Linked DNA regions of Homo sapiens: region 2 is linked to region 1. Evidence: chromatin loops called from intact Hi-C (ENCODE). Cell type or tissue: A673. All regions are shown on one strand. Links, peaks and the distances in the headings refer to the core of each region. The heading gives the core; the rest is flanking DNA.

Evidence for each region. Hi-C counts contacts between places; a loop is a spot of excess contacts. Peaks named below come from ENCODE experiments on the same cell type or tissue, not always from the same donor. Only the 100,000 strongest peaks of a DNase experiment are listed, where the experiment ranks them.
Region 2: it touches region 1 in a loop (2.7-fold over the local background); 8 of 110 quality-filtered maps call a loop at or near these places.

What each region holds. Positions count from the first base shown.
Region 1 is chr1:116,730,151-116,746,654 of GRCh38, reverse strand. It overlaps the pseudogene NEFHP1. Among named protein-coding and RNA genes, the nearest start is that of CD2, 16 kb to the left of the region's middle. RefSeq lists enhancers at 7,571-7,780, 8,249-8,548. In A673, for the core only: a CTCF peak has its summit at 9,209 (motif pointing left); a DNase peak (open chromatin) is centred at 9,174.
Region 2 is chr1:117,274,449-117,290,952 of GRCh38, reverse strand. No RefSeq gene overlaps it. Among named protein-coding and RNA genes, the nearest start is that of LINC01525, 13 kb to the left of the region's middle. In A673, for the core only: a CTCF peak has its summit at 6,136 (motif pointing right); a DNase peak (open chromatin) is centred at 6,172.

The DNA of each region.
Region 1 (16,504 bases), core at 4,543-12,542:
AGGTCCAACCATGATTTTTGGTAGTCCATAGAATTTTGGACAAGCTACGGCAGAGAAACTCTGTTTTCGGAGTACAAGATTCCCAGTTAACAGAGTTTTCTTTATAATATCCCAAGTCTAAGGGAACTGCCCAGTTAATTGAATCTGCCCAATCTGATAATTTCCAAGAATGGCAAAGATACTTTTCTGAAGTAGAGAACTGCCTTTGACTTTGCAAGTCTCCACAAGGTATAACAAGACAAGCATCAAAAGTAATGATTTGGGGTGACTTTGACCTGGTTACATTAATAATGAGATGTGGGGTAGCTAAGGGAAAGAGAAGAGGAAAAAGGGACAGTCAGATTAGGCTTTTTTCTTTAACATTACTCTGGTGGGGGTTGGTCCTGGGGTGACGGTCCATGACTTTTTTTTCTTCTAAGATTTTTGCTTTAAATCCTTCTTCTTTCACTCCTGAGATCAGGAGTTCTTCTTGTGAACAAAGTACACCAGATGGAGGATAACAAAGAGAGGAGTGAGCTGCCCCTGAGTCGATTAAAAAGGCAATGAGCTCGGGTTTGGGTCCCACCTCTAAATTTATCAATGGCTCTTGGTGGAACTCGAGATAAAAGAAACAGAGCCCCTGACCCCCCTATTCTTCCTCGAAGGCCATAGGTGGGATGACTTCCTTTTCTTTTTCCCATTCAGGACATTCCATTTCGAAGTGACCTATTCTTCCACATTTGAAACATTTGTTCTGCTCTCTTTCTCTCCTTATTTTTAAATTCCCTTGCTTTGCTTTTTCATACCCTTTATATGCCTAGCGAGTGGGGGCTTAAGTTGTTTACAGGTTTTGGCCCCTTGGGTACTTTGTTGTAGAGTGGAGAGCTGATTTTTGCCTTTTGCTTTTGCTTTTCTTCATCCGTTCTTACATATGTTTTTTTGGGCCTCCCTCAAAAGTTCCTCTATAGGCCGATCTTTCCAGTTCTCTATTTTTTTTGTAATTTCTTTGTGATACCTGGCCAACTATTAGTGACAAAATGGAGCTTTAACATCACCTGCCCAAGGGGATCCTCTATGTCTAAGCCTGCATATTTTCTCATCTGTTCCTTTAGTCTGTTTAAAAACTCCATGGGCCCTTCATCTTTCCCCTGCTGTATATTAAATGCTAGTGAAATATTTGGGGTTTGAGGCATTGATTCCCAAATCCCTTTAACTATCATCTCCCTAAGGTCTTCCATGTTTTTTCGGTGGGTTGCATTATCATTATCCCATTGGGGGTCTTGGGCTGGAAATTTTTGTTCTACTGCAGGGATATTTTGACTGGGAGGATGTGCATGCTCCCAGACTATCATAGCAGCCCTGTGGATCATGTTTATTCCCCTCCACCACCCAAAAAAGAGAATACTTAAGATGGACATTAGCCCAAGTATATACTTGTGGTCCTAAAAATTGGTCAATTTGATCCACAACCCCAAAAGGATCATCTAATGGTGATTTAAGTTCCCTCTTCAGGTTTCTGACCTCTGAACTAGTTAAGGGGGCATTTTCAGAGCCAATTCCCCTCCTCCAAGTGGTACTTCTCTTAAGGGAAAAAGGGTTGGGGCAGACTCCTTTGAGGAGGAGGGGAAAGGGAAGTTTCGAATATCCTTTTTACATTGTTCTATTTCACATTGAAGCTTTCCTAGGACAGGGCATTCAGACTGGGAATGGCCCCAAGAGTCAGGATTATAAGGGGAGGGAACAACGTGAGCAGGGGAAGGGTTTGGGGTGGTTACATCTGCTTGAGGAGGAGGCAAAGTTGGTGGTGTTTAGCAGAGGAAGGTGGTCTAAAGGATCCCATGTGTTAATGGACTGTTTGGGGTAGGGGTCTCAATTTCTTTAGGGGAGGTAGTTTCTGGCTTATTTCCTGTAGCTTTTAGAGGGTAGAAGAGGACAGGCCCCTGCCCCCAGCACAGGGCATAGTCTATTTCCTCTTGGGAGACAGGACTTTTATCATTGACATATTCTATTAAAAGTTGACAAATCCAATCCTCATTTGACCCAAACCTTGGTGAGAAAACTGAAGATTTGAGAATAGGTTTTTTTGGTCCAAATAAAGCAACAATATTTGGTCCAAATAAATCAACAATATTTATCATTTTCTGCTTCTTCTTATGTTTGGTCCTTTCATTATCCCTCCAATATTTTAACATGAGACCTAGAGGGCTATCAGAGGGAATTTTATTGTCTGTCTTGTCCTTTATATTCCCTGTCCTGCTTAGGGTATTTCCCATCCTGGAAGTTGTAGGCATTTCCCTGAGTTTCCTGACTGTGTGTGGCTCATTCTCTCTTACTAGAGATTTCTTGCACTCTTTCTCTGGAGGCTCAGCAACCCCCTCCCCCCCAACCACTGGAAGTTTCTTGAACTCCTTTGCTTTCCCTTTGTCCTTCTTTGGCTGTTTCTCTCCTGGGAATTTAGGTCCTTCTTAGCATTGATGGGTCGGTATAAACCCCTGACAGGAAAGCCACCTTAAGCCATGTGACGTGACCACAGAACAGCAAATCCAGACTCCACACTCGCTTTGCACTTAATTGTGCATCTTATTCACACACTTTCAACCTCCAGGACATCCCAACCACCAAGGAAGTACTTCACCACCCCCGCAGCTTTTCTTACCTTGGTCTATGCACAGAATTACCTGGTCACTGCAGTATCTGTAGGCCTTTTCCTCCCATGTTGCTGAGAGTCTGGGTTTATTCGTCACGCCAGGTGGGTCTCGATCCCTCACTCCTGAGGCAGCTGCAATGAGGCAGTGGGATGCGTCTCCTCACAAGAGATGATCGGAGACCCTTCCCCTGAGGAGAATGGGATCCTAGATGAGCCCCCAAGTTGTTAGAAGCAAGTGCTCAGTGCCACAAGGAAAAACCAGCACTTAGATAGAAAATTTCTCAGCAAGGCACATTTACTTTGCAGAAGGGTGCTGCCTGCATCCCTCCAATCACAAGAGCACACCAAGTCAGCTAGGGCAGGGATTTTTATCCCTAAAACAGTTCCTGTTTCTGTGTCCTTTCCCCATTGGCTGGAGTTGGGCACAGTCTAAGCTGACCTGATTGGCTAGTGTTTGAAATTGAATAAGGTCAGTTAGGCAGGAAGGGAGAGGCTGTCCATTACCAACTAGGTGGGAAGGGTTGTTTACAGAATAAGACATTTGCTCTTTACAGATTAAGCAGAGAAACAAGTGCTCATTACTGATTAAGAAAGACCATGGAAGCTTTGAAGAGGAACTTGTTATTTCTGGCAGGACTATGGTCAAAATTGCCATTTCTGTATTTCACACTTACCTGAATTTTTTGAACTGTGAGATTTTGGAAGAGAAAGAAATTCCAAATAGGATTACATCCCCTCACATTTCAGTGGAGGACTCTAAGCCCTGAGAGGTTCTGGGTTGTGCCTGTCCCCTTCCTCCACACTTTCATCACCTAATCCCTAGCCCTTTGGACCTGTGCTCCAAACTCGGAGACACTGCTTGCTTCTTCCTGAGACCTCACTGTCACTTTTTGCCTTGCACACCTCACTTGTCCTTAGTTGCAGTAATCCCTGCGTCCCACCTCACCTTCCTGCCTAACTTCCATCTCCTCTCTTTGGTGCCTCCACTTGCACCCTCATTACACCTTCCCACAGACTCAGGGTAGAAACACAAAAAAGGAGTAAAGTGTCTAGCATTTTTTTTTTTTTTGAGATGGAGTCTTGCTCTGTTGCACAGGCTGGAGTTCAGTGGCACAATCTCAGCTCACTGCAACCTCCCTCTCCTGGGTTCAAGCGATTCTCCTGCCTCAGCCTCCTGAGTGGCTGGGACTACAGGTGCACACCACCACACCCAGCTAATTTTTGTATTTTTAGTGGAGATGGGGGTTTCACCATATTGGCCAGGCTGGTCTTGAACTACTGACCTCATGATCCACCAGCCTCAGCCTTCCAAAGTGCTGGGATTACAGGCATGAGCCACCATGCCCAGCTGCATTTTTACCAAAAACTGACATTTGAGTGCCTCCCATCCCGTCCTGGCCCCAGGCACCTGCTCAGACCATGATGAGCTTTGGTGGCTCTGAGGCACTGCTGGGTGCTGAACGGCAGCAGCAGCCTCCACTACACGCTGACCCTAAAGGGCAGCACAAGCAGAAGGCGCTCGGCTGCTGGATCCTCCAGCGGGTTCCACTCATGGACACGGATGTCCATGAGCTCCATGTCAGCCTCGCCCAGCCACTTCGGGGGCGCCTGCCGCCTTGAGCACTGACTGGCTGGACACGCTGACCAATGGGATGGGAGGGCTGAGTGGTGGCGGCAGCCACAGCGCACAGTGAGAAGGAGCAGCTGCAGGTGCTGAAGGACTGCTTCACAGGCTAGAGCGACAAGGTGCGGCAACTAGACGTGCACAACTGCAGCCTGGAGGGTGAGGCGGTGGTGCTGCGATAGCAGCAGGCAGGCTGCACCACCGTGGGTGAGCTGTATGAACTCGAGGTCTGCGGGATGCGCCCCACGGTGCTGTGCCTGGGCATGGTGCGCAGTCTGCTGCGCCTGGAGCAGGAGCACCTGCTCCAGGACTTCCACATGTGCACCGGTGCCTCCATGATGAGGCCCAGCAGCACAAAGAGGTCAAGGCTTGTGCTGTTGGCGGCTTCTTGCAGGAGGCCGAGGCGGCGGGCGTGGAACTGCAGAAGAAGGCGCAGGCACTGCAAGAGGAGTGTAGCTACCTGTGGCACCGCCAGCAGGAGCAGGTGGGCGAGCTGCTCGGCCAGATGCAGGGCTGCGGCGCCTCGCAGGCGCAGGCGCAGGTGCAGGCCGCGGAGGGGACGCCCTCAAGTGTGACGTGATGTCACGGCGTCTGCACTGCATGAGATCTGCGGCAGCTTGAAGGCCATGCGGTGCAGAGCACGCTGCAGTTTGAGGAGTGGTTCCAAGTGAGGATGGACCGACTGTCTGAGGCAGCCAAGGTGAACACAGACTCCATGTGCTGAGTGCAGGAGGAGATAACTGAGTATCAGCGTCAGCTTCCGGCCGAGACCACAGAGCTGGAGGCACTGAAGAGCACCATCGACTCACTGGACAGGCAGTGTTCTGAGCTGGAGGACCGTCATCAGGCCGACATTGCCTCCTACCAGGAAGCCACTCAGCAGCTGGACGCTGGAACACCAAGTGAGAAATGGCGGCCCAGCTGCGAGAGTACTACCAGGACCTGCTCAATGTCAAGATGGCTCTGGATATAGAGATAGCCCCTTACAGAAAACTCCTGGAAGGTGAGGAATGTCAGACTGGCTTTGGCCCAATTCCTTTCTCACTTCCAGAAGGACTCCTCCAAATGCCCTCCATGTCCACTCACATAAAGGTCTAAAGCAAAGAGAAGATCAAAGTGGTAGAGAAGTCTGAGAAAGAAACTGTGATTGTGGAGGAACAGACAGAGGAGACCCAAGTGACTGAAAAAGTGACTGAAGAAGAGGAGAAAGAGGCCAAAGAGGAGGAGGTCAAGGAGGAAGAAGGGGGTGAAGAAGAGGAGGCAAAAGGGGGAGAAGAAGAAGCAAAGTCTCCCCTAGCAGAAGAGGCCACATCCCCAGAGAAGGAAGCCAAGTCCCCAGTGAAGGAAGAGGCAAAGTCACCGGCTGAGGCCAAGTCCCCAGAGAAGGAGGAAGCAAAATCCCCAGCTGAGGTGAAGTCTTCTGGGAAGGCCAAGTCCCCAACAAAGGAAGAGGCAAAGTCACTGGCTAAGGCCAAGTCCCCACAGAAAGAGGAAGCAAAATCTCCAGCTGAGATCAAGTCCCCCCGGGAAGGCCAAGTCCCCAGCAAAGGAAGAGGCAAAGTCACTGGCTGAGGCCAAGTCTCCAAAGAAGGCCAAGTCCCCAGTGAAGGAAGAAGCAAAGTCCCCTGAGAAGGCCAAGACTCTTGATGTGAAGTCTCCAGAAGCCAACACTCCAGCAAAGGAGGAAGCAAGGCCCTCTGCAGATAAATCCCCCAAAAAGGCCAAAAGCCCTGTCAAAGAGGAGGTCAAGTTCCCAGAGAAGGTGAAGTCTCCCCTGAAAGAGGATGCCAAGGCCCCCGAGAAGGAGATCCCAAAGAAGGAAGAGGTGAAGTCCCCAGTGAAGGAGGAGGAGAAGCCCCAGGACGTAAAAGTCAAAGAGCCTGCAAAGAAGGCAGAGGAAGAGAAAGCTACCGCCACGCCAAAAACAGAGAAGGAGAGCAAGAAAGAGGAGTCATCCAACAAGGAGGCTCCAAAGCCCGAGGTGGAGGAGAAGGAAGCTGCCATCGAAAAGCCCAAAGAATCCAAAGTTGAAGCCAAGAAGGAAGAGGCTGAAGATAAGAAAAAAGCAGCCACCTTAGAGAAGGAGGCTCCTGCCAAGGTGGAGGTGAAGGAAGACGCTAAACCCAAAGAGAAGACAGAGATGGCCAAGAAGGAACCAGATGATGCCAAGGCCAAGGAACCCAGAAAACCAGCAGAGAGGGAGGAGGCGGCAGCAGCAATGGAGAAAAAAGATACCAAGGAGGAGAAGGCCACTGAGTTCAAGAAGCCTGAGGAGAAACCCAAGACCCAAAGCCAAAGACGACCCTCTCAAAGGAGCTCAGTGAACCTAAGGCGGAAAAGGCTGAAAAATCCTCCAGCACAGACCAAAAAGACAGCAGGCCTCCAGAGAAGGCCACAGAAGACAAGGCTGCCAAGGGGAAGTAAGGCAGGGAGAAAGGAATGTCTGGAGCAGCCAAAGAAACTCAAAAGGGTCCTGGAGCTCAAGGATCAGAGTAATGCAATTTTTACTTTTTATGTAAGAAGAAACTGCTTAGATGACAGGGCCTCCCTCTTCAAACAGGAACTTCATTAGCAATATGTTAGCAAAAGAGGGCAATCCCAGCCTCCTGCCCCCACACCCTCCCGAGGCGATGGACAATTATGTTATGATAGCTTATGTAGCCGAATGTGATACATGCCAAATGCCATACGTAAATACTTGACTATAAAAACTGCCCCCCTCCTTTCCAAATAAGTGCATTTATTGCCTCTATGTGCAACTGACAGATGACCACAAGCAGTTAGAAACACATTATGCTTGAGATGTCTTAACCTGTTCCCAAATGCCTTCTGTTTTCCAAAGGAGTGGTCAAGCCCTTGCCCAGAGACCTCTATTCTGGAAGAGTGGTCCAGGTGGGGCCGGGCACTGGGCACTGAATTATGCCAGGGCGCACTTTCCACCTGTGTCCAGTTTCAATTGCTTCTGTGCAATAAAACAAAGTGCTTATAAAACGACAAAAAGAAAAAAAACTGATATTTGCCAGGGCTTCAGTGATGATCAGAAAGGCCACACTGTGTGTCTGTGGCCAGGTCCTATTGATGTTTATCTTGGTTGTATCTAGATGATCACAGCAGAATTTCAGTATCAGTATCAGCAGCAAAATCAGATTCCACAAACATTGTCACTGCCAGGCAAAGAGGTGAGTGTTCTCACAAAAGCAGCCTAATGTTATCGGCCACCAATGCATGCACCATGGCAGCAGATGTACTCTTTTCCAGCCAAAAAGTCTGTCTCTGAGAGCTTGTTCCTTTGTCAGGTGTTATCTCCTCCAAGGCAAAAACTGAGTTTTCTTTTCCTCTTGGGCTTCCCACCCACAAAGCAGAGAGGACAGAATCGGCCCACAGTGCCAGTTCCTGTGTGAAGCCTGGGTTCCGGATATGAAAGTCACTGACCTTGGAATTCCCCCAAGCGTTAAACACCTCTGAGAGAAGGGGTACATGCTTGTTGCTAGCTGTATAATCATGTGCTTTAAGGGAAAAGAGCTTTGAGCCACCACATGCTAGAAACACGAATTTAGGCATGTCATTTCATGTCTTTGCGTCTCGGTTTCCACATTTGTAAAAGAAGACAAATGCTTTGTTCTCAAGCCTATTGTGAGGTCAAATGAAGTGACGTGTGTCCAGGGTCTAGCACGATGCCTGGCCCTAGGAGATGCTCAACAAATGTCAGCTTTCTTCCCAGATTGCCTCTATGTTCCTGATAATGAGGCCAACTTAAGAGAATAAAAGAGACAAAATAGAGAAGTTTCACCTTCGGAAGTAAGTCAGGAGAACTCAAGCTCAGGGCTTGAAGACTTCGTAGCAGAGAAGTCGTGAACTGTAGATTGAGAAGAACTAGGAAACTTTATATGATTCCTTAGGTATGCGTTACTTTTCTCTGCTTTTTATTTTTGTTTTTGTTACCCTCCTCTTCCTAGTTATTTCTCAGGATTGCCTAAGTATAAAGCCAGCAGGGCCTGTGAGATTGTGATCTAAGAAGCTGTGATGTAGGGAGCAGGGGGAGACAGAGCCCTTTCTCAGCTGTTGGGCTTGGGATATGAGCCCCAGAACACTAAGGAGGTGGCGCCTGCTGCCCAGAGTAGAGGAAGATAGACTGAGGCCCTAGCTCTGAACAGAAAGGGTGGGAGACATCGGCTCGCCTAGGCCAGGAGAGCGGCCACCATGGCTAAGTAGTAGGAAGTCTATGCAGCTCTCCAGCAAACTGCAAGAGCCCAAAAAGTGCTGGTTGTATGAATAACTGAACAAGCAAGGTGAAAGAAGTGATGATGTAATGGAATTCAAGCTAAAAAAAGAAACCCAGGCTTAAAATGCAAATTCTAACTTTTTCCTATTTAGTATCTGTGTGATCTTCAAAGTAACCTCTTTGGGCCTCAGTTTTGTCATGTCTGAAATGGTGAGGTGCAGCCAGGTGCCGTGGCTCACGCCTGTAATCCCAACACTTTGGGAGGTCAAGGCAAGTGGATCGCTTGAGGCCAGAGTTCAAGACCAGCCTGGGCAACATAGTGAGACCCTGTCTCTATAAAAATGAAAATTTAAAAAAAAAAATGATGATCTGTGGGAAGGAGTTACAATCTGGCCTGCTCACTTATACTCAAAAGTTTGTGGTGAAGACTAGATGAGGTCACCAAGAAAACACCTACACCGAATGCCGGAAATTTCAGGACAGCATCGTGATGGTGAGGGTGGCCGTAAAAAACATCTGGGGAAAATCACTCAAGGGAAGACTTCTGGGGTTTGGTTCAGCCCTGGCCAGATCCCACTCCAGGAGAGAGGGCAATCTCTTCAGTCAGATGAGCTGATCATCTCAGGGCAACCCAGCGAATGTATCCCTTTCTGGCAGTTTCCAGGGTAGCTTTTTTCAAAGGACCGTGGGCCAAAGTCCCTGCCTGCTGCTGCCACCCTCTGGCAGCAACCTGAGCCACACTCTTGTCAATTTCACTGGTTAGAACATCTTTTACACATTCGTTTACATTTGCATAGTGTTTTCCAGTTTACACTTCTTCCCCCCTCAAGAATGATATTCTTTTATCCAAACAATATCCTTGTGGCATACACATTTTTGTAGTTGAAGAAACCAAGGCTTGGGAAAGGTAAATGGTTTGTCTAAGGAGACTTAGCAAGGAGATGAGACCAGGCTCTCTGATTCCAAGACCTGTGTTCTTTTCACTGTCATAGGGGCATGTCAGTTAGTTCTACTTCTGTTGTTGCACTTCTCAAACTCTGACAGAATCGGATATGAACATGGAGTTCTCCAGACCTCCTCTCTCACCCCATCCCTCCAACACATCCCCAAATTCTCCAGACCCCATCTGTATCTGCAGCTGCCTATGAGTGAAGGGAGGTAAGGACTACAGATATGAACAAGGCAGAGCAGCACCTGCTCTTCTCTGGGATTCAGACAGATGAAGGAGATGAGACAGATACCCAGGGACCTCAGGACCTGGGAGAAATGCACATGGAATTCACCAGAGGCCAAAGGGACTCCAGCTAGGTGGTACCTGAGCTGGTCCTGAAGAGACAAACAGGTTGTAAGTTCACAAAGAGGTAGATGCAGGACCTTCCAGGCAGAGGAAATGGCAGAAGCCAGGCTTCAGTGCACTGAACCGGGGAATACCTGCTCCGGTTGAGCAGAGGAGGGAGGCAGGTGGTGAAGCTGGAGAGGGAAGTTGGAGGAGATCTCGGCAGGATGGAATTCATACTGTTTTCTAAAGGCAACAATAAACCAGCCATCCTGCATGTCTCCCATTTATTCACTTAACAAATATTTATTGTGATAGGCATATACTCTGTTTGTTTCTCGGGATAAAAGCAAAAGCATAACTTTGTTACAGAGTATTCATTTATTTCTGCAATGGATATTGACTGCCTGCTTTCCTTGTGCCAGGTATTCTTCTAGGCCCTGGGGGATGTATTTCTGTGCATACTGAACATACACTCTAGTGGGAAAGGCATAATAAACAACAAAAATGAGTAAAATAGAAGTATTTAGATAGTGACAAGTATTCAAGAGAAAAATAAAGTAGAAAAAGAGTCATGCAAATTGGAGACATGGGTGGGGATTTGCCCTTTTGGAGAGCATGGCCACAAAGGACTGATGGAGGAGGTGGCTCTGAGTAAAGGCCTAAAGCAGCGGTTTCCAACCTTCTTGGCACTAGGGGCCAGTTTCATGGAAGACAATTTTTCCATGGACCGGGGCACTGGGGTAGAATGGCTTCAGGATGAAACTGTTCCACCTCCCATCATCAGGCATTAAACTCTCATAAGGAGCGCAACCTAGATTCTTCAAACTCACAATTTACAATAGGGCTCGCGCTCCTAGGAGAATCTAATGCTGTGGCCCAGTTCCTAACAGGCCATGGACCGGTACCAGTCTGCAGCCAGGGCTTGGGAACTCCCGGCCTAAAGGAATTGTGAATTGAGGGAGACAGCCAGGCAAATATACAAGGAGGGACAGTTCAGGCAGGGGGAACTGCAGGAACAAAGGCCCTGAGATGGGACCATATCTGGTGTGTGGGGGGCCAAAGGAGGAGACCAGCATTGCTGGGGAGTGAGTGAGGGAAGGTGGAAGGAGAGGAGGCCGGAGAGGCCCAGGAGGGACAGGGAGGTCGAGTAGGAGGTCCCAGCAGGCCTTGTTCAGAGTGGCAGCGAGTCAGTGCTGACTGCTGTAGAGTCTGGTTCTTTCTGCAGGGTTTTAACAATGGACAAGGAGTTTTTTCTGCAGTCTGGCCCTATAGATTTGATGAGGTGTGGGTGGTCCAGCCAGGAGGCCTGGAAGGTCTAGTTCTTGGAATGTACCCAGGGCCCTTTTAACGCTCAGCATTCACCTGGCTGTGTGCTGTGATTCCTCCTGCTGCAACCATCCCACACACACTCAGGGGCATGAAACGGCTGTCTTGTTACATTCACAGAACCTGTGGGCCCGGCTCTTCACTGCTCTACTGTTTCTGGAGCGATGCGGGGAAGACTTTAATGGCCCGGGTGATGCAAATGGCTGAGCGCTGGGTGGGCTGGCGCTGGGAGTGGTGCCTCCAAGAGAGTGGCCTCACTTGCATGCCTGGGGCCTGTGCCTGGAGGCTGGAGTACAGTCAACCAGAGCACCCCACAAGGCCTCTCCATGAGACTGGGCTCCTTACAATGTGGAAGCTTCCTGCTTAGGAGTATCCAGAAAAGGGGCCACAGCGAGCATCCCAAAAGCTGCAGGTGGAGTGGGCCTGGCCCCTTCTGACCCCGCCTTGGGAGGCCATAGCGTCCTCCCACAGCACTCGCTTGGTCAGAGAGGTCACAGAGCCCAGATTTTAGCAGAGGAGACGTTGACCCCACCTCTTTTTTTTTTTTTTTTTTTGAGATGGAGTCTCCCTCTGTCACCCAGGCTGGAGTGCAGTGGCTCAATCTCGGCTCACTGCAAGCTCTGCCTCCTGGGTTCAGGCCATTCTCCTGCCTCAGCCTCCTGAGTAGCTGGGACTACAGGCGCCCACCACCACGCCTGGCTATTTTTTGTATTTTTAGTAGAGACAGGGTTTCACTGTGTTAGCCAGGATGGTCTTGATCTCCTGACCTCGTGATCCGCCCGTCTCGGCCTCCCAGCGTGCTGGGATTACAGGAGTGAGCCACCATGCCCGGCCAACCCCACCTCTTGATGGGAGTGTGTAAAGGAATTGGTAGCCTCTTAAAAACACCACTACAAGCCGAGTTCACACCTGTAATCCTAACCCTTTGGGAGGCCAAGTTGCAAGGATCACTTGGGCCCAGGAGTTTGAAACCAGCTGGGGCAACAAAGCAAGATCCCATCTCTACAAAAATAAATAAATAAATAAATAAAAATAAATAAAATAGGAAGAAGACTCAAGCAACCTCTAATGCTGTGCCCACATGAAGAGGCATACTACCTGGATGTCTCTGGGCCTCAGATAAAAAAACAAGCTCTGCAGAAGGTTCCTAGAAAGGGGGCTATATCCTTGCCCCCCTTCCACAGTATGCTATGTCTGTAAACATGTAACTAATCCCCCATGGGGGACAGGGCAGTGTTGTGTGCCACACTTGTGCCAAATATGTATTAATAAACTCTGGACCATATTGGCAGCTTTGTGGTTTTCCATAGTCTTTTGCAGCCTGCAAAACATTTTCCGATTAGAAGCCCCCGCTGTTTTATCTATTACATGTGACACTGAATAAGCCTCTGCATATCCACTGGGGGTTGGTAAGTAACATCAGAGCGTGCAGCGAGGGGAAAGGAATTAAAAAGGGAGCTAATGTCATCCGTGGGGAATAGCTGAGGAAGGAAAAAACCACTCTGGAAGAGAGGGGTTGCAGAAGGATTTTTTGCAATGTATTATGACCACTCAAGGCAGGCACACACATGTGTCTGTTGTCCCAGCCCCAACATGTAAAATGAAACTCCAAAGAATGTGATACCATGGGGTAGCTGGGAGGGTGGGGGCAAGGAGGGAGATTTTTATCTCACAAAGCAGATTTTATTTTCTGAGAGCCATATGCTTGATTTTCTTTTTCCCAAAAAGCCCACAGTCTCATGTGGAAAAGATTTAGAATTTTATTGGCTTTCAGGGAAGAGGGAATTAGAAATGTTAGATAAGTAGATATCACATGGGAACAGGATTTCATAGCACTCCCCCAGGCCTGTGGGTGAATGCCACACTATGAAGCTGCAGAACTATGGACAGAAATGCAAAACTGAGATGTGGCAAGAGCTGTGGGCTGGGGACAAGATGTGGGCTCCAGTCCCTGCTTTGCTGCTTAACTCCACCAAACCACTTCACTTTTCCTGAAATATGGGGGGAAGGCAATATTTGCCCTGTTGATATTGTAAAACCAATGTAAGTATGTAAGAGGGCCCTGAATGTGGTGTCTTGGCATTCAAAAGGGACAGTCACATGTCAGGTATTGTTATCTATGAGGATGTAACCTACAACCCAACCTAAGCTAAGGTACTCATTGGTCCACTTTTTAAGCAAACATATTAATTAAATGTTGTGTGAGAATACTTTGTAAGTGGCAGAAACTCAACTGAAAATACTTCATGCAAAAATAGGAAAATGATTAGCTCATGTGTTAATTCATCCAATCAGTAAGTTGACAGCACTCTGCTGAGTACCTCACTTGCCAGCTGCTGTTCTAGGAGCTGGATATATAGCAGCAAACTAAGCAGCCCAAGGTTCTCATAGGGTGCATGTTCTAAAGGGTAGATACAGATAACAACAACCACATATACACTGAGAAATAAAAATGAAATCCCGAGTCCCCCAACCAACTGAATGGTCCCCCGCCTGGCCAAAGAGTCCTCAAAGAAACCTTAAAAACTGACTTCCCAGCCATGACAGAGTGGGAAGTCGGACACATCTCCTTACACTCCCTTCTGCTAACTACTATTAGGGTTTTTTCCCTAAGGGTTAAACAGAAACCAGCCCTGTTTCAGTACAACAACTGATCAGAGTCCCTTCCTCATTAGACACCACTGACCATGGGGTGGTTTGGGCCAGTCTACAGAGGCTGCACACAGAGGGCCTTTGTGTCCCCTGCTTCACCTTTTGACATATAGAGCCTAACTGTAATACATTTAAATGTTGAGTTTCCACCCTAGAGCGAACACGGGATGCGTGTTTTACACATTAGCCTGCTATGCATGCCCACAACTCCCCTTTGCTACTATTTATAGCTCTTCCTATAACCTGTTGATTATGTATATTTGACCACCCTCTTCAGCATAAATCCCTGTCTTAGTCTTCCCACCCTTAAGTCCTTGCTTCTGGCTTCTGGCCAGAGGCTACACTTCCAGCCTGTCAGAATGGTCACCTGCAGAGAAGTACAGCTCTCCTTTCCAAATTTATGAACCTTGTGATTCTTCAGTTGACAGTATATAATTTTTTCAGGTGGTTGTAAGTGCTACAAATAAGATAAAGCAAGGCAAGGGGATACAGAGTTATAAGAAAGTGCTATTTTAGGAAGGAGGGGTCAAGGATGGCCTAACTGAAAAGGTAGCAATAGAGCAGCACCCTGAAAGAAAGAGAGAACAAACCGTGCAGCTATCTGGTGGAAGAGCATTCCAGGGAGATAGATCAGCAAGTGCAAAGGCCCTGAAGTGGAAGCTAAAATGCTAGTGAGGATACAGTGGGCTGAGCGAGGGCTAGAGTGGTAAGAGAGGAGGACAGCGGGAGCAGCCAGGCCATGCAGGGCCTGAGAGTCATGGTGAGGATCTTGGAGTTGGATGGGGAGCTGTTAGAGGGTTCTGAGCAGAGCAGTAGTGTGATCCGACTTACGGTTTTAAAAGGATCTCCTGGGCCACTTGTGGAAGCAGTGAGACCAGTGTGAGGGCTACTGCAGTAGTCTGAGCAAGAGGACTAGGAAGGTAGCAGCAGACATAGAAGGAATTGGATTCTGAATATTCTCAAAGGCAGTGCTGGTGGGATCTGCTTATGGATTGGATGTAGAATGTGGGTGCATAACAAAGGTGTAGGAGTGGTTCAGGCACAGCTGGATCCATGCACTTGAATAATAAAATTGGGACTCTTCATCTTTCCATATCTCTTGTCTCTGCTTTCTTCTGCATTGGCTTCATTTTCAGGTAGCCTCTTCCCATACAGTGGGGAAGATGGCTTCCAGCACCTGGCTCAACTCTGGGAGTGTTCTCAGAAGAGCAAGGAAGTTTTTTGTTCCCAAAGACTTCAATAAATGTCCTCTCTAGCCTCATTGGCTTGAACTGGGTCATGTGCTCAGCCTGAACCAATGAGAATAACAGGGAGGTGGGGGAGTGGGGTGGAATTACACTGACTGGGTTAGGCATAAGCCACAGCCTTCATTCCTAGAGTTCTGGGTAGTTGGCATCCCTTAAGTAAATGAGGAGATGTGGTGATGGAAAGAAAGCCAAAGGTGGTTATTGAGAGAATGGGGCTGGGTGTAAGTTGGCCACCACAATGTCCAGTGCATCCAGAGAAAGTTTAATGAAGGGCATCTAGCGTGAATGAAAAGGAGGGTACTCATAAAAATGCAATTTGGTGACCTATTACCTGTGAAGGCTGAGGGAGAAAGGAGGCTGTAGATGGTTCCAGAATAATCTAGGCAATGATGTTAATAGAAATGGAGACTATAGGATCCAAAGTATGCGTGGGTTGCAAAGGAGTGAGATGACTTCAATTTTATGACATAAGAGAGACAGACACAGAAATGACGAACCACAAGTCAGGGCAGAGCAAAATAGGCATTAAATGAGAAGAATAAGCAAAACGCTCAGGGGAAACTATAGCTGTGGTGCCTGCAGGTCATAGATAGAGGGACGGACATTGCCTCTGGCTGTCAACAAATCAAAAGTGAAGTTTGAAGGTCTTGGACTAGGAGCACTTAATTATCCATGGCTCTCAACGCCTTGAGGTCCCTAGCATCTTTGCTGTTGTTTGCTTCACCTCCAGTCTGTGTACCAGAGCTGCTAACAGGGAGCCCATCTCACTGCATGGTTTCCCTTCTTCCTTCTTGCCCCAGGCACAGTCTTCTGTTCAAGCAGTGAAACAGCAAGGGAAAGAGTTACCTGCCGCTGAGGGGCAAAGAGCACTTTGTCTGGCTGCAGATGGAAGACTGGACAACCTGGGTGATTTGGTTTCAGGGGAGGAGCCTGTGGAAAGGAGGGGAAGCCCAGCCGAGGACTTTTTTTTTTTTTTTTTGAGACAGGGTCTCACTCTGTTGCCCAGGCTGGAGTGCAGTGGAGTGATCACAGTGCACTGCAGCCTCCACCTCCTGGGTTCAAGTGATTCTCCTGTCTCAGACTCCCGAGTTGCTGGGATTACAGGTGTGCGCCACCACGGCTGGCTAATTTTTGTATTTTTAGTAGAGACAGGGTTTCACCATGTTGGCCAGGGCTGGTCTCAAACTCTTGGCCTCAAGTGATCCGCCCACCTCAGCCTCCCAAAGTGCCGGGATTACAGGCATGAGCCACCGTGCCCGGCCCCAGCCCAGGACTCCTAAAGGAGAGGCAAAATCTAATCAGCACAACTTCTCCCAAAGACTGGTAGGAAATCTATGGAGAAAGAAATACTCTCCTGTCTGCTGAGAAAAAGGGAAAGAATTAAACGAGGATATGCTGCATCAGTTAAAGCTTCCCAGGAAAAGATAAGGGTGGCGAAAAATCAGAATTAGATCACGCCAGCCAAAGCAAATAAGGAGAATAAGATGTGCTTTTACAAATATCAGGAGGAAAGAAGATTATGGAGAGG
Region 2 (16,504 bases), core at 2,950-10,949, 550 kb before region 1:
AAGTTAAATTTAACAGGGATAAATGTAAAATTTTATATTTCACTTTAACAAATGTATTATTGCACACAATATTTATTAGTTAAAACTAAAAAGCCTAAATACCCAATAATATGGGAATGGTTAAGCAGATTATTATTTATCTTCTCAGTGCAATGCTAAGCTGTGTCCCAAAATGAGATCTTGAGAGTTATTTAAGCTCAAGACAAAGATAAAAGATTTATGATTTTAAAAAAAACGAGAAAAAGAATATGTATATAATCATATAATTATATATGAACATGGCAAAACTTTGAAAAACAGAAAAATGAGTGAGAATGGTGTGATTAGAAATTAAATTCACTTTCAAAATTGCCTTTAATATATTTATTTCAATGAAAATATTTTAAAATTATTAGATTTGTATGGGACGTGTGTGAGTAGGGGCAAGGAAGCAGAGATGTGAAAATTAAGTACCTAACCCCTCTAAGCCTAGGTAAGGATAATAATACTCCCATCTCATTCATTATTATGAAGCTTAAGAGTTATAAGTGCCCAATAAACATCAAAAAATCCCTGGCTGCTGGCACTAGGGAGGACGCGAAGGGCAGTATGAGAGTGATATAGGAAGGGTCCATGAACTAAACAGCATGGGGAAAATGTAGGGAGCATGTTTATGATAGAAACTTTTCTCTTCCTAGCCAAAGCCAAACAAACCAGCATACAAACCCCTCGATTACATGCAAGCTGTGGGAAGACAAGGAGGATGCAAAATGGTATGATTACAATGGTGAGGAGGTGATGGTGCAGGGCAGACATGATTGCAATTCCTGCTGGAGAAGCTGTGGCAGCTGGGGAGCAAGTCAGTTGCCCAGGTCCAGTGAAAAACGGGCATGCTAGGATGAAGGATGTCCTGGCAGCAGAGGCTCTGATGATTGGAACTCTCCATCTGTCCATTGAGTTTCCCCTCCAATGACTACAGATTTGTGGAGTTGCGCATGCACCCCTAGATAGGGGTTCTGGGAGACTTTTAGCTTTGATCATTTGAAACCTATGGATTTAATGTTTGTTGTATATTTTCTCTATAACTAAATCCCTCTCTACAAGTTATATCAATAGAATATATAATGTGGTTGGGCAAGCCACCACTTTTCCCATTTAGCAGCAAGTTGCATAAGTGCTTGTTCTAAGATGGTGATCATCTTTAAGCTGGTGACCTTCAACCCTCCTTTAGAGAGCTCTGTGACTTTGAACTTGATCAGTCCTACCCTTTATCTGACTCTGTCCATTGTGTCTGCACTATACTTACTCTTGAGTGTGAGTGTGTGTAAAATATAACATGCATACAGAAAGGTTTTTAAAATGAATATACGAGTTAACAATCTGTAAAATAAACCTCAGTGTAATCTACTTGTGTCAAGCCATAAAACATTACTAATAGCTGTAAAAACCTTTTCCTGATTGTAACCTCTCACTCTCCCTAAGAGTGAATACTCTCTTGATTTTTATAGTATTTACTTCCTTATTCTTCTTTGATAGTTTTAGTCCTAAAACTTGTTTAATTTTGCCTTTTAAAAAATTGTGTATAGAGCCAGGCTGGGTGACGTGTGCCTGTAATCCCAGCTACTCCAGAGGCTGAGGGGGAATGATTGCAAGAGCGTAGGAATTCAAGATCAGCCTGGGCAACATGGTGAGATTCAGTCTTAAAACAAAAATTGTATATAAAGTACATTATACAGTGTATATTCTGTACTGTTTGGCTCCTTTCACGTAATATTGTGTCTTTAAGATTCATCCTCTATATATCATGCAGCTGTACTTTTTTCCTTATTTCTCATAATACAGTATTTCATAGTATGAATAGATCACAATTTGTTATTTATTTCACTCTTGATAGACATTTAGGTTGTTTCCATTTGGAGTTATTATTCAGTACTGCTATGAATATTCTTAAACATGTATACTGGTGCACATAAACATATGTTTTATGAGGGTATATAACTTGGAGGTGAATTGCTGTGTCATAAATTATGCATATCTTGTATTTTATTTGATAATGTCAATCTGTTTGCTATAGTAATTGTGCCAATTTACACTTCCATCAACAACATTTGAGTTCTTGATGTTCTACAACCTTGAAAGCTTGGTTTGATACTCTAGTGAGGTATAGTGGTGTATCAGTATGGCTTTAGTGTACATTTCCCTGCTAACAAATGAGGTTGAGAATTAATGCTCATTTCATATTCATTATCTGTCAAATCTTCTGCCTGTTTTTTTTGTTGTGTTGTCTGTTTTTGTTTTCTTTTGACTGGTAGGTTCGTAGGAATTCTTTATGTATCTTAGATATGAACCCTGAACCCCTTGTTGATTACACACATTGAAAAATGGTGTTCCACTTTGAGGTTTGCTTTTTCTCTCCTTTAGTGATGCACTTTAATGAACAGAAGTTCTTGAATTTGATCTAGTCAATTTTTTCAAACTATTTTAATGTAGTCAACTTTTTCAAACTATTTTAAGTGCTTTGGGGATCTTGTTTAAGAAACCTTTCCTAATCCAGAATTCATAAAGATATTTTCCTATGTTATCTGCCAGAAGCTTTATTGTTTTACTTTTTCCATTCAATCTATAATCCACCTAAGAATGATTTTTGTATATAATGTGAGGTAAGTTTACTAACCAACTTTTGAAGGATTCTTTTATCTTTTGGAGAAGCTGACCTTCTGCTGTCCTGGTTTTACTCCTAAATTTGAGGCTAATCAAGGTGGTAGGTCTCCCAAACTCCTAACAGGTAAGTGATCTACCAGATCATCAAAATATCATAAAGAATATATACATATAATACAATTTATACATACAGTATGTATGTACATTCATACATAGTCATAATTATCTACCAAGAATAGAAAGAGGTATCCCTTTACAAGGAGAAAGAGATATAATGGTTAAGTGTGACTATGTTTTTGAGACAAGGCAGAAGATAAGAAATCTGAAGGACTGGTTATCAACAGAGAAATTAGGGATCTATTTATTTATTTATTTATTGAGACCAAGTCTCTCGCTCTGTTGCCCAGGCTGGAGTGCAATGGCACTATCTCGGCTCACTGCAACCTCCACCTCCCAAGTTTAAGCAATTCTCGTGCCTCAGCCTCTCGAGTATCTGGGATTACAGTGACGTGCCACCACGCCCAGCTAATTTTATTTTATTTTATTTTATTTTATTTTATTTAGACAGAGTTTCGCTCTTGTTGCTCAGGCTAGAGCGCAATGGCATGATCTTGGCTCACTGCAACCTCTGCCTCCTGGGTTCAAGCGATTCTCCTGCCTCATCCTCCTGAGTAACTGGGATTACAGGCATGCACCACCACGCCCAGCTAATTATATATTTTTAGTAGAGACAGGGTTTCTCCATGTTGGTCAGGCTGGTCTCGAACTCCTGACCTCAGGTGATCCACCCGCCTCGGCCTCCCAAAGTGCTGGGATTACAGGCGTGAGCCACCACACCCAGCCAGAAGTTAGGGATTTAATAGTTGGTAGGTATAGTGGACATTTGTTGTTTGTCCTGCCCAGAATAATATCGCGCTGCTTAAAGCCTTACTAACGTGTGCTTCATGAACTCAGGGCATTATCTGTCTTGCTCATCACCCTGTATTCTTAACGTTCAGCACAGTGCCTAGCACAATAGTAGCACTAAACAAGTATTTATTGAATAAATGAATGAAATACTCCTACTGTCATGATTCAAATGGAAGATATCATCTTTTGGTAGACCGCCTGCACAGCCTTAATAATAACTTTGTTGCATGCTTACTGTGTGCTAGACAAGATGCTAAATGATTCAAATTTGTCATCTCTTTTATTTCTTGCAACCATCTTACAAGATAGGAATGATTATTATCCCTATTTTATAGATGAAGAAACCAAAGGCACAGAAGAGTTAAGCAACTTGCATAAGGTATAGCTAGTAAGTGCAGGAGTTGGAACTTGAAATCACATCATCAGACCATAGAGCTTATGCTCTTAATCTTTCCATTGAATTGCCGTAGTGATTGATCTAAGCATGACCTCCTAACCCTCCAAGCTGAACCAGTAATGAGAAAAGCTAATGACTATTGATTACTTGCCTTGTGCTGGGTACCATATAAAATTGTTTACATATTTTCCTCATTTAATCGTGATATAAAACCTGTAAACCATTATTGTCCCCATTTTACAGATAAGGAAACTGAGGTAAAAGAGCTTAAGTAAATTGCTCAAGATCAATCAGCTAGTAGGCAGGGGAGCCAGTGTTTGAGCTCAAGCAGTTGGACTTCAGAACCCATACTGATACCCACCAGGCTATCTGCCTCTATTAAGACCTATTTCCCTTACCTCAGAAAGGTACACCTTGAAGAAGCAAGGCCAATCAGAGCCCTTCTCTGGGACCTTTGAACTAGAGACCATTGCTTTCTGGTAGGGAAGATGTGAAATTATGAGCCAAAGAGAGCCACCACCCCCATGAGGGGGCAGATCCCATCTGCAGTAGAAGAGTAAAGCTGACTGACAGAGAGAAATGCAAGAGGTGAAGGTGATAATCTTGATGGCTCTTTCATTCACCCTGCCCGGCCAGCTCTTCCTTTTGTTATGTGAGCCTTCCCATAAATTACTCCCCACCCTCCTTTTTATTCTGCCTAAACTAGTTCAAGCTGGGTTCTTGTCACTAGCAACCAGAATAGTCTCAGCTAACACAGAAGGCTGTGGTGTTCTCCCAAATGTGCTAACATTTATGAAAAAGCATCAAAGCCCTTTGGAGTTTAACACAAACTGTATTTCCTGACTTTCCATTTGATGCATGAATGAGGATGATGTCTTTTTATAAAAGTGCCTTCTGTGGGTTTATAAATGAATAATAAGTTGGATCTTCTTTGTTAAAGGCTGCAGCATCTTGCGTACATCTTTCCAGTGAAGCGGATGGCCTGATATATACTCTTCTAAACTAATTTTTTTTTTTTTTTTTTTTTTTTAGAGATGGAGTTTTGCTGTTGTTGCCCAGGCTGGAGTGCAATGGCATGATCTCGGCTCACTGCAACCTCCACCTCCCGGGTTCTAGCGATTCTCCTGCCTCAGCCTCACGAGTAGCTGGGATTACAGGCATGTGCTACCACGCCCAGCTACTTTTTGTATTTTTAGTAGAGACAGGGTTTCACCATGTTGGTCAGGCTGGTCTCGAACTCCTGACCTCAGGTGATCCACCCACCTCGGCCTCCCAAAGTGCTGGGATTACAGGTGTGAGCCACCACACCTGGCTTAAACTAAAAAAAAAACCTGCTTATCGAATATGTCAAAATGCAGGCTTTTTGTGATGGACAGCTCCTCTCAGCTAAACAGTGGTGTATCCTGGATTCCCACCAATACATGGTAAAATTATATTTCTTCACTGGGTTTTGAGACTATATAGCTCTCTAAGTCTCAGTCATCTTATCTACAAAATGGAGGGATTGGTCTGCAAAGGACCTTTAGGGCCTTTAGGGTCCTTTTCCCAACTCTAAGCTTTGTGGTTTAAAAAAACTTGAGGCTGATATCAACTCAAGAGGTACTAATGGTCATTTGCTTTGCGGACCTGCTGTTGGCTTAGGTGAGATGACACTTGCCATTTCAAAATGTGAAGATCTTTCTTTTTTAAGTTCACCTTTTCAATGTCTAGTGTCACATTTCCCCCAGAATATTCTACAGAATGGAATGCTAATCCTTGGAATTCTCTCCAATCAAGGAGTCATCGATCAAAAATTATATACCATATCCCCCTGGGAGATTAACAATTCACGTTATAAATTTAAAGGCCCTGAGCAATTTTTTAGTAAAGAAACCTGTGTAACTTATTTTACCCTAAGATTTTCCAAATACATTTAACCAAAGAACCCTTTCTACAAAAACACACAGTGATATCACATGTAGAACTGCTGGCTCAACATCTTCCCTCTGGTTCTGTACAGTAGAATAGATGTTATGACTGCCTTAGTGTGAGCATATTTAATAGGTAATAATGTTATATTTAATTACCCTATTTCCTGGGTGTAGCTTTTTGTGAATTGAAAAGTGATCACTAGGAGATTATTATTTGGTTCTATACTAGGTAGCATCATATATTAATTCTTCCCCTGAGCTCTAAATGGCTATAAAGATTCCCTTCAATTGACCAGAAGAGGGAAGCAGAGGACCTGAGATGGCATCTGAAGTCCCAGTAAGTGACTTGGGAACAAAGGAACACATGTAAGAAGATAAGGCAGCATCAGTTCAGGAGCTTGTCTTGGAAAGATCATCTCCCAAGCAGACTGAACCATTCACATTTCAACCACATCATCTTCAGAATGCGAAGGCCCATTATTGGAAGCCATCACCTCATACCATTATGCATTTCCTAGAGCTTCCATAGCAAACAGGTCTCCTTAAAGTCGGGGAGTACCAGGAGATCATCAGGATGGGGCTGATGGAGACATCAGAAAACAGTGAAGCAAGGCCAGTAGACCTGGAGATTGCAGCAACAGTTCCCAAGAGCTGGGGCTTCCTCACAGCTGTGTGTGTTTGCATCTTCTGGTCCCAAGAGCAGCCACTGCTCAGGTAGGCTCATAGCAGATTATTCACCTGCCAAGCCATTAGCCAGACATGATTTTAGAATGGCAGGCCCATTATCACCCATGTTATTTGAATTGGAAGACATGGTATTTGGGGTTGGGGGTAGTATTGGGCTTGGGCTCAAGGTTCTGAACACCCAAATCCTGCCTTGCCAGAGCTTTGCCCTTGTCCATGAGTGCCACAAGGGAGACATCATGCTCAGAGGACAGGGCCAGGCAAATGCATGCATTTTATAAGAATGTTTTGGCTTCAAATACTACCCTAGGCCATTGCGAAGCTAGGGATAACCACTGAAAGATTCTTTTTGTCTAATCTAAAGGCAAAATTAATGCTAAAACTAGGCCCTGGCTAGGTGTCTTGGCTCATGGCTGTAATCTTAGTGTTTGGGGAGGCTAAGTGGGAGGATCACTTGAGGCCAGGATTTCGAGACCAGCCTGGGAAACATAGCAAGACCCTTAAAATAATAATAATAATAATAATAATAATAATAATAATAATAATAATAATAAAATGTCCAAGTGACCGTCTTGGTACTTTCCCCCTAAGTTTATACCTCTTTCTCAGGCTTTGTTATTTTAACTTTGTGACAGCAAGAAAAGATGAATCCAAGGAAAACCATGCCAACGAAAGGAGAGAGAAATGAGCCTCTCTTTAAAATCTGGAGCATAGGTGGTATAAGTGTGCTTTTCGCACACCAGAGGTACAAAAGAGAAATTCCCAGGACATGAACACCCAAAAAAAGAATGTGGCCAATAAAATACCTTTGAACTTGACTCATCCTCATTACCCTTTTTATCACTCTCTTCCTTGGATGTATAGGTGGGAATTAATGGGGGAGAGTGGAGTGAGGTAAAGAGAATCGAGTGAAGACCGCAGAGGAGGCCATCCTCTCACTTGGCCTTCCTTCTCCTCCCACTGGCCTCCTCCTCTGCTCCTTTCTACCCTATGCCAACCTGTCAGAGCCCCTAAGCATAAACGTCAGAGTCACTGTGTTGAAATGTCAGTATCCATGCTATATTCTTTTGCACTTTGTTTCCCATCTCTTGGTGGTTCTGTAAGAATGAGAGAGGAGTTTTGGTGTTACTTGGTGGTATCACCCATCTTCTCCTCTGTGAGGAACCCAAGAATATCTGAGTCCTTAAATGGTCCCATCTTGCCTTTAGTGTCTCAGGGGAGTTCTGTGCCAGGAAAGGAACAGCAGGAAATGAGAATCAATGAATTATATGATTACTAGCTAAGTCAGCACCTGATAATTCCCAATGCAGCGTTTTCTGGTAAAAGATGAACTTGAGCATGTCTTAAGCCTCAGTGTGTAACTGGGATTTTTTATTTCTCTTCAAATGGAAATTTTAGGCATATTGTTTGATAGAGAGATCCAACCTTTGAGAGGAATACTAAATGCATTTACTCTCTAGCATCAGGTTGAGGAAGACCTAAGAGATCTTATGTCTGCTTACCACTGGGAGATAGGAAGCAGAAAATGCGGGAAAACAGGAACTGGGTGCTGACATTTTGAGACAGTGGCCCTGCCCACTGATTACTGGGGCCCAGTCAAAACCTTGGACTGTGATCAATTGGCTTCCAGACCTTCTTCCCTTGAGTAGAGGAGAGTAGGGGAGCTGCAGGGGATGTGAACAGAGGCAGAATCTCCCTCATGAAAGAGGGAAGTCCTCATAGGCAGGAAGTTTCCCTCACAGTTTTTAAAATCTGAAAAGAAGTCATAGTAGATTTTTGACTCCTAGGAAGGAAATCACCATTTACTGAACATCAATTATGCCTTCAGTCATGCTAGGCAAGTTTCATTTGTTGGTTTCTTAGTTGAAAGTAAAAAATAATTCTGACTTACTCAAAGCAAAAGAGGAATTTATTGAAAGGATATCAGGTAACTAATAGAATTCTAGCCAGTGGGCAAGCAAGCTCAGATACTCTGTAGTCAAAATCAATTCCAAAAATAAAACTATCCTATATTTGGCTGGGGAAGACTATTCAAGTTGGTTCATAAACCCACTGAAATGATAACTAATAATTTGGTTGCTACCAGGGATGACAAAATTTTATATGTACAGCTTTTACATTTCCCTTCTCAGGCCTAGAGTCAAAGATTTTTTTCTAAGAATCTCTGGTTCATTTGAATAGGAAATGGTATTATAATCTGGGTACTAGTGGTCTCATTGCTACTGAGTTTATCTTTTCTTTCAGGCCTTTTCAATGGATAGATATAATATATATAAATTATATAGTCATATATAAAGTTATATTACAAATATGTATGTGTGTGTGTGTGTATATATATATATGCTCATACTGATAGTTTCTACTCACATTTAGGACTACAGGTTTTTCACTTAGTCTTAGCTATCTTACATCTGTATTTCGTTTCTCCTATGTGAAAATTTTCAATTTTCAATGGTACTTGTTATTGGACTGAACTGTGTCTCCCAAAATTCATATGCTGAAGTTGTAACCTCCAGTGACTATATAGTTGCCACTCCATATCTGTGGATTCCACATCCATGGAGTCAATCAACTGAGGATCAAAAATATTTGAAAAAAATTATAATACAGTATTAAAAAATAACACAAATTAAAAAACCAATACAGTATAACAACTATTTATATAGTATTTACATTGTATTGGGTATTATAAGTAATCTAGACATGATTTGAAGTATATGAGAGGATGTAGGTAGGTTTTATTTAAATAAATAACATTTTATATTATATATGAAATACACTTTATATAAGGAGCATAAGCATCTGCCGATTTTGATATGGTGTGTAGCCCTGGAACTAATGCCCCATGGATACCAAGGGATGATTGTATTTGGAGATAAGGCCTTTAGGGAGGAAATTAAGGTTAAATGAGATCATAAGGGCGAGGCCTTAATCTGACAGGACTGGTATCCTTATAGGAAGAGGAAAAGTCATGTCCGGGTACAGTGGCTCACACCTGTAATACCAGCACTTTGGGAGGCAAGGGTGGGAGGATTGTTTGAGGCCAGGAGTTTGAGACCAGTCTGGGAAACATAGTGAGACCCTTGTCTCTATTATAAAAAAGGAGAAGAAGAAGAGGAAGAGACAGTGATCTCTCTCTCTCCTTCTCTCCCGGTGTGCAAGGAGGGAAGGCCATGTGAAGTCATGGTAAGAAGGTGGCTGTCTACAAGCCGGGAAGGGAGGCCTCACCAGAAACCAGCTCTGACAGAATCTTGATCTTGAACTTCTAGCCTCCAAAACTGTGAGAAAATACATTTCTGTTGTTTAAGCTCCTGGTCTGTGGTATTTTGTTACAGCAGCCCTAACACACTAATACAGTACCATAATTACTCTTTTCGCTTTATCCCACAATGCCCACATGATAATACCATTGCCACCACTAACAACATGATTACTGTGAGTAGTTTAACATTGTCCTATGTCATTCTTTTTGCTTTTAGGGTATATACCACTAGTGATATACAGTCAAATTACTATTTCTGAAAGTCACTTTTTTTTTTTTTTTTTTTTTTTTTGGAGACGGAGTCTCGCTCTTTCATCCAGGCTAGAGTGCAATGGCGCAATCTCGGCTCACTGCAAGCTCCGCCTTCCCAGTTCACGCCATTCTCCTGCCTCAGCCTCCCTCTGAAAGTCACTCTGACCAATCTCTCTCTATGTGGTTATGTCACTATTTAGATACATGTTAGGATTGTTTCCTTTTACTTTCCACTTTTAGGGATTGCTTTTTTTAAACTTTAAGTTTGTTTCATAATTATGTAAAATATTACATGATTCTAAAGTCATATCTAGAAGACATGCTTTCCTCATAGAATGCTAACATTAGCATCCTTATGCTCAACTACAACTCTGGTTTTTCAGACGATTCAGAATATATTTGGGTGGCTATATAGCAATCTTGGCCACAGTGTTAATTTATGTTTTCTCTCTGATGACTTTTTTTTTTTTTTGAGATGGAGTCTTGCTCTGTCACCCAGGCTGGAGTGCAGTGGCATGATCTTGGCTCACTGCAACCTCCACCTCCCGAGTTCAAGCGATTCTCCTGCCTCAGCTTCCCAAGTAGCTGGGACTACAGGCACGTGCCACCAGGCCCGGCTAATTTTTGTGTTTTTAGTAGAGACAAGATTTCACTATGTTGGCCAGGCTGGTCTCGAACTCCTGACCTCAGGTGATCCACCCACTTCAGCCTCCCAAAAAGCTGGGATTACAGGCGTGAGCCACGGAGCCCGGTCACTCTCTGCTTATTTTTATTTTCTTTTTCTTTTGTTTTTAATACTTTGCCATAATGTGCCTAGTTTTGGATTTATCTATTTTTATCCTGCTGAAGATTTAATGTATTTCTTGAATATAAAGATTTACATTTTTATTGTTTCTTAATAATTCACAATAATTTTATCTTCAAATAATTCTTTCTCATTTCTCCTAATCTTTCTTTTGGGAACTACAACTAATCATTCTTTCTTAGTCTGTTCTTCCTAACTCTTAACTTCTTTTTCATATTTTTTATCCCTTTATCACTTTGTGTTACATTCTGGTTAATCCTCTAAGATTTACCTTCTAGTCCATTGATTACTTCCTCAGTTGTGTTTACATCTGCTATCTAATTTTTCCTTTGAATTATAATTCCAACTACTACATTTTCTTTTATAAAAGTTTTTTTAAAAATCTATTTCCGGCCAGGCGCGGTGACTCATGCCTATAATCCCAGTACTTTGGGAGGCTGAGGCAGGTGGATCACGAGGTCAGAAGTTTGAGACCAGCCTGGCCAACAAGGTGAAACCCCGTCTCTACTAAAAATACAAAAATTAGCCAGGCGTGGTGGTGGGTGCCTGTAATCCTAGCTACTTGGGAGGCTGAGGCAGGAGAATTGCTTGAACCCAGGAGGCGGAGATTGCAGTGAGCCGAGATGGTGCCACTGCACTCCAGCCTGGGTGACAGAGCAAGACTCAGTCTCGGGAAAAAAACAAACAAACAACAACAAAAAAAACCATAAGAAACTATTTCCCTTTGTCACTTTCATTATTAATATTGTTATTAGAGACAGGGTCTCGCTATATTGCCCAGGCTGGAGTGCCTGGGCTATTCACAGCCACCATCATTGAGCACTACAGCCTTGAACTCATGGGCTCAAGCCATTCTTCTGCCTCAGCCTCCAGAATAGCTAAGAATACAGTTTAATTATTTAAAAAATACTATTTTTATAGTCTCTTCAGATTGTACTATCGTCTAAAATTTGCAAAGCTACTTAATCCTACTAGTCATTGAGTTTATTGACTTTCCTAAATAGGGCATGAGTTAGTTGCAGGGTAATCTTTTATTGTAAGCTGATCTTTAGTAAGGATATTTTATCCCTTTGGGCTCTCTTTGTCCTCTAAATCATAGGTTGGCAAACTTTTTCTATATAGGGCCAAATAGTAAATATTCTAGTCTTGGCAGGCTACACAGTCTCTGTCTCTTCCTCCTTCTCTTCTTCCTTTTTTTTTTTTTTTTTTTTTTTTTTTTTTTTTAGTAATAACCTTTTAAAAATGTAAAATCCATTCTTAACACACAAAGTCTACAAGAGCAGGCCATGGCAGTATTTGGCCCACGGGCCTTAGTTTGCTGACTCTGGCTCTAGACGTTGGAAATGCACGCTTCCCTCTGCCAAGTTGATTTGCTGGCTTCAAACCAGTTTACGTTAATTTCTTGGACTTGAGGATGCCTATGCCACCTGCGTAGTTTATATTTTGGTTTAAAACAGTCTTGAGGTTTTGGTTTTTAAAGGAATAATTTTTCCTCTGATCAGAGTCCTAGGCAGATTCAAATTTCCTTATTGCTCTTCTGGGCAGAGAATTTCTTGTTTCTAGTTCACTGGAGGGTACCTCTCAAGGTCCCCATTTTATGCAGTGATCTTAGTGATAGCTTACCACCTTAGGCAGGCCCCAAACCATATCTGTCCTTTCCCTGAATGATTATTAGAGCCAATATCTGGATTTGATACCCTCACTCCTGTCCCCAAAGTTATCACTATATTATTTCATTATTTCATAATTCTGGCTTTAAATTCCTTTATTGTTTACATATTATTGTTTTTCTTTTTTTTCAGCTTAGCTATTCTTTTAATTATATGCATCATATATCATTTACCATTTCTCCATATTGAGTGAAGCAAGGCATCCACATTAGTTTATTCCTCCAAGCTGCCAGAGTAACGCTAAATCAGAAAAGGTATTGAATTTTATCAAAAACCTTTATTCATTCATTGTGATTATAAGATATGTCTTATCCGCTGTGAAAAAATGATGTAACATGTTATATTAATATTTTTTCTAAGTTATCCTTGTATATCTGGAATGAAGATTTCTTGGTTATGAAGCATAGTCATTTAATATTCTGTGGATACAATTTAGTAGGTTTATGATTCCAGATGTATAAATAAGATTGATCTAAAGTTTGATATGCTTTTCTTTTTCCTGTTTCTTTTCTTTTTCTCTTTTGTATTAGAGTTATCCTAGTTCTGTTAAAAATTGTGTAGCTGTCTATATTCATTTTTATATCTATATGTGTTTTTAAAAATTATTGATTAGATGCTTATCTTTTGTACTTTTCCTCCAGAGTAACTCAATCTTGGATTTATCAATCTTATCTTTTTTGTTTGATTTTGCACTTATTTATCTTGGTTGTCATCTTCATAATTTTCTTTCTCCTTTTCAAAGAATTTTCTATGAATAATTAAAGTATTTTCATTTTTGCACTTCCTGCATCCAGTTCTCTAACTTGGGTATACAGTGTAGGTCATCTCTCTGCTGGAATGTTCTTTTCCAAGATCTTCACAGATGAATTCTTTCTAATGTTCAGATCTCAGCTTAAATGCCACCTCAGAGAGGCCTTTCCAACCCAAAGTAGTGCCACTCCTATGGCAGTCACTCTCAGTCACATCATTGTGTTTCATTGTTATTTAAGCAAGTGTTACCGCCTGATATTTTCTTATTTATTCATATACTTGTTTATAAGCTGTCTTCCCCACTGTACTGGTGGAATATAAGTTCCATTAGAGCAGTGTTGTGTATCCTGCTCTTAGAACCGTATATAGTATCTAGCAGGTAATCAGTAACTTGGGTTTATTACATGAGTGCATAAAACAGTTCTCATTTTATTATTATTATTATTTTTTGAGATGAAGTTTCGCTCTGTCACCAAGGCTGGAGTGCAGTGGCACAGCCTTGGCCCACTGCAACCTCCACTTCCCGGGTTCAAGTGATTTTTCTGCCTCAGCCTGCCAAGTAGCTGGGATTACAGGCACCCACCACCATGCCCGGCTAATTTTTGTAGTTTTTAGTAGCAACGGGGTTTCACCATGTTGGCCAGGCTGGTTTCGAACTCCTGACCTCAGGTGATCCGCCGGCCTTAGCTTCCCAAAATGCTGGGATGACAGGTGTAAGCCACTGCGCCCAGCCTCATTTTATTGTTTTAATAATAGCCTATATCTAAAATTTTTATTCTATTTTGTCACAATAACTGTTTGGGAGTTTGCCCTCCACCTTAAAGTGGATGGTTTATTTGCTTGTTTAATTTCAAGTTTTATTACTTTGTGACATGATAAAATGGCTCATATAAATTTCATGCTTTGAAATTTACTGAGTTTATCTTTGTGTCCTATTTGTGATCTTTTTTTGTAAATGTTTCACAGAAGCTTAAAAAATGGCATACTTTCTTTTTATAAAGAAAATTCTATGATTTAGATCTTCTAATTTTTGTTGACAATTTTATTTATTTGAGCGGTCAGTTTGAGATATTTGTGTTTAAACGTCTCCTACAAATATTGTGTTTCAAGCATTTTTTCCCCTTATGTTTCTAACTATTTCATTATTGTCACATAAAGATTCCAGCTGTTAGATCTTTATTGTGGATTGTACCTTAATTCCATATAAAATGTTTTTCTTTGGCCCATTTGATGCTTTTTATCATAAATTCTATTTGCCTGAAATAAGCCACCCAGTCCTCTTTTTATTTGTATCTGTCTGAAGAGACAATCTGGGAACCTCTGGCCTAGAGCTCTGATGGCTCCAAGTGCCCCTTTCCTGATGTGCACAAAAGGATAAAATGATACTCTGAGGGCCAGCTGAATTTGAAGGGTTATTTAATGCACTGTATGTTTCAAAGCCTTCTCTTGCAGGAAATAAAAGACATCCATGGGTGAATCCCCAGGAGTGCTAAACTGACAACTTTACTAGGGCCAGAAATTATATACCTATCACCCAGCTTAGAAATGTCCTACAATATCCAGACATCAAAACTGCCTCCATAGTAGCTACAGTTGAGATTCACCCTTGACTATGTAATTGACTCTTTTGTGATGATGTCCCTGATGCTGACTATGATTTGAGATAGCCAGAGAGGTTCCTAAACATAGCTAAGGGAGAAGGCTAAGGGGCAGGTGCAGGAAGGCCCGTGCACTGGCAGGAAGGTCTATTTCCCAGATTCTCTCTGGCTTTAGTTGGTTAACAGTGGTTTGAGACATTCGTGATAGTTAATTTTATGTGTCAACTTGACTGGGCTAGGCATGCCCAGGTGTCTGGTGAAAACATTATTTCTGGGTCTGTCTGTGAAGGTGTTCCTGGAAGACGTTAGCATCAGAATATACGTATGCAAAATTAAGAAGATCAGCCCTCACCAATGAGGGTCAGTGTCATCCAATCTGAAGATGGCCAAAATAGAACAAAAAGGCAGAGGGAGGGTGCATTTTCTCTCTTTTGTTTAGCTAGGACATCCATCTTCTCCCGCCCTCAGACATCAGTAGCCCTGGTTCTTGTGCCTTTGAAATTGGACTAGAACTTACACAACTTGCTGCCCTGGTTGTCAGGCTTTCAGGCTTGGACTGGAACTATGTCACTGTCATTGTGCAGCTCCAATTTGCAGGCAGCAGATTGTGGGGCTTAGTTTTATAATTATGTGAGTTAAACCCACATAATAAATCTCTTTCTATATTTGCCTGTATATATCCTATTATTCTATTTCTCTGAAAAGCTGACTAATACAACATGCTCATGTACTCTTACAAAATCTTAGTTTTGGTACTGGAGCGTGGGAGTAGAATATGCCTGAGAAAGTTCATGAAGCTCTTGTCATGGGGCAGAGCTCTGAGAAGTCATTCTCCAGAAAACAAAACCAAAACAGTTTTCAGGTTTGGCTTCACAGCGTCTGTTTATGGTAGCAAAATAAAGAGTAAGCAATATTATAGTAGCAGAAGACCTGTATGATTATCTGTGACTGTCACTGGCTTGTCATATGTCACTTTTCATTATGAAAAATAGGCATGAGAAGGGCAAGGAGAACTTCACTTCTTAAGAGACTTCAGCAAGTGGGTGAGAAAAATGTGCTAGTTTGTGAAGTGTTGAGAGCAGTTTGAAAGAAAAATGCAGTTAAACAAAACAAAACAGTATAACCAAGCTATAATGAAAACTGTGATTACCACTCTGCTGCCCCTTCAAAGAAGGGCTTCTTGTCCCAGCTGCTGGGAGTGCTGTTGGCAGATGACCTTCAGCTGCTTTCACTGCAGGATGCTTGCACATCTAGGGTACCCCCTTTCTTCAGGTGACCCACATCTAGTGACTGATGGGGGGATTAAAGGCCTTGCCAACTTTGGGGAAATATATATATATATATATATACACACACATCGCCCAGGCTGGAGTGCAGTGGAACAATCATGGCTCACTGCAGCCTCAACCTCCCAGGCTCAAGCAATCCTCCCACCTTAGTCTTCTGAGTAGCTGGGACCACAGGTATGTACCACCATGCCCAGCTAATTTCTTTTTTGTTTTTGTTTTTGTAGAGATGGATCTCCCTAATCTGCCTAGGCTGGTCTCAAACTCCTGAGCTCAAGCGACCCTTCTGCCTCAACCTCCAAAAATGTTGGGATTACAGGTGTAAGCCACTGTACCTGGCT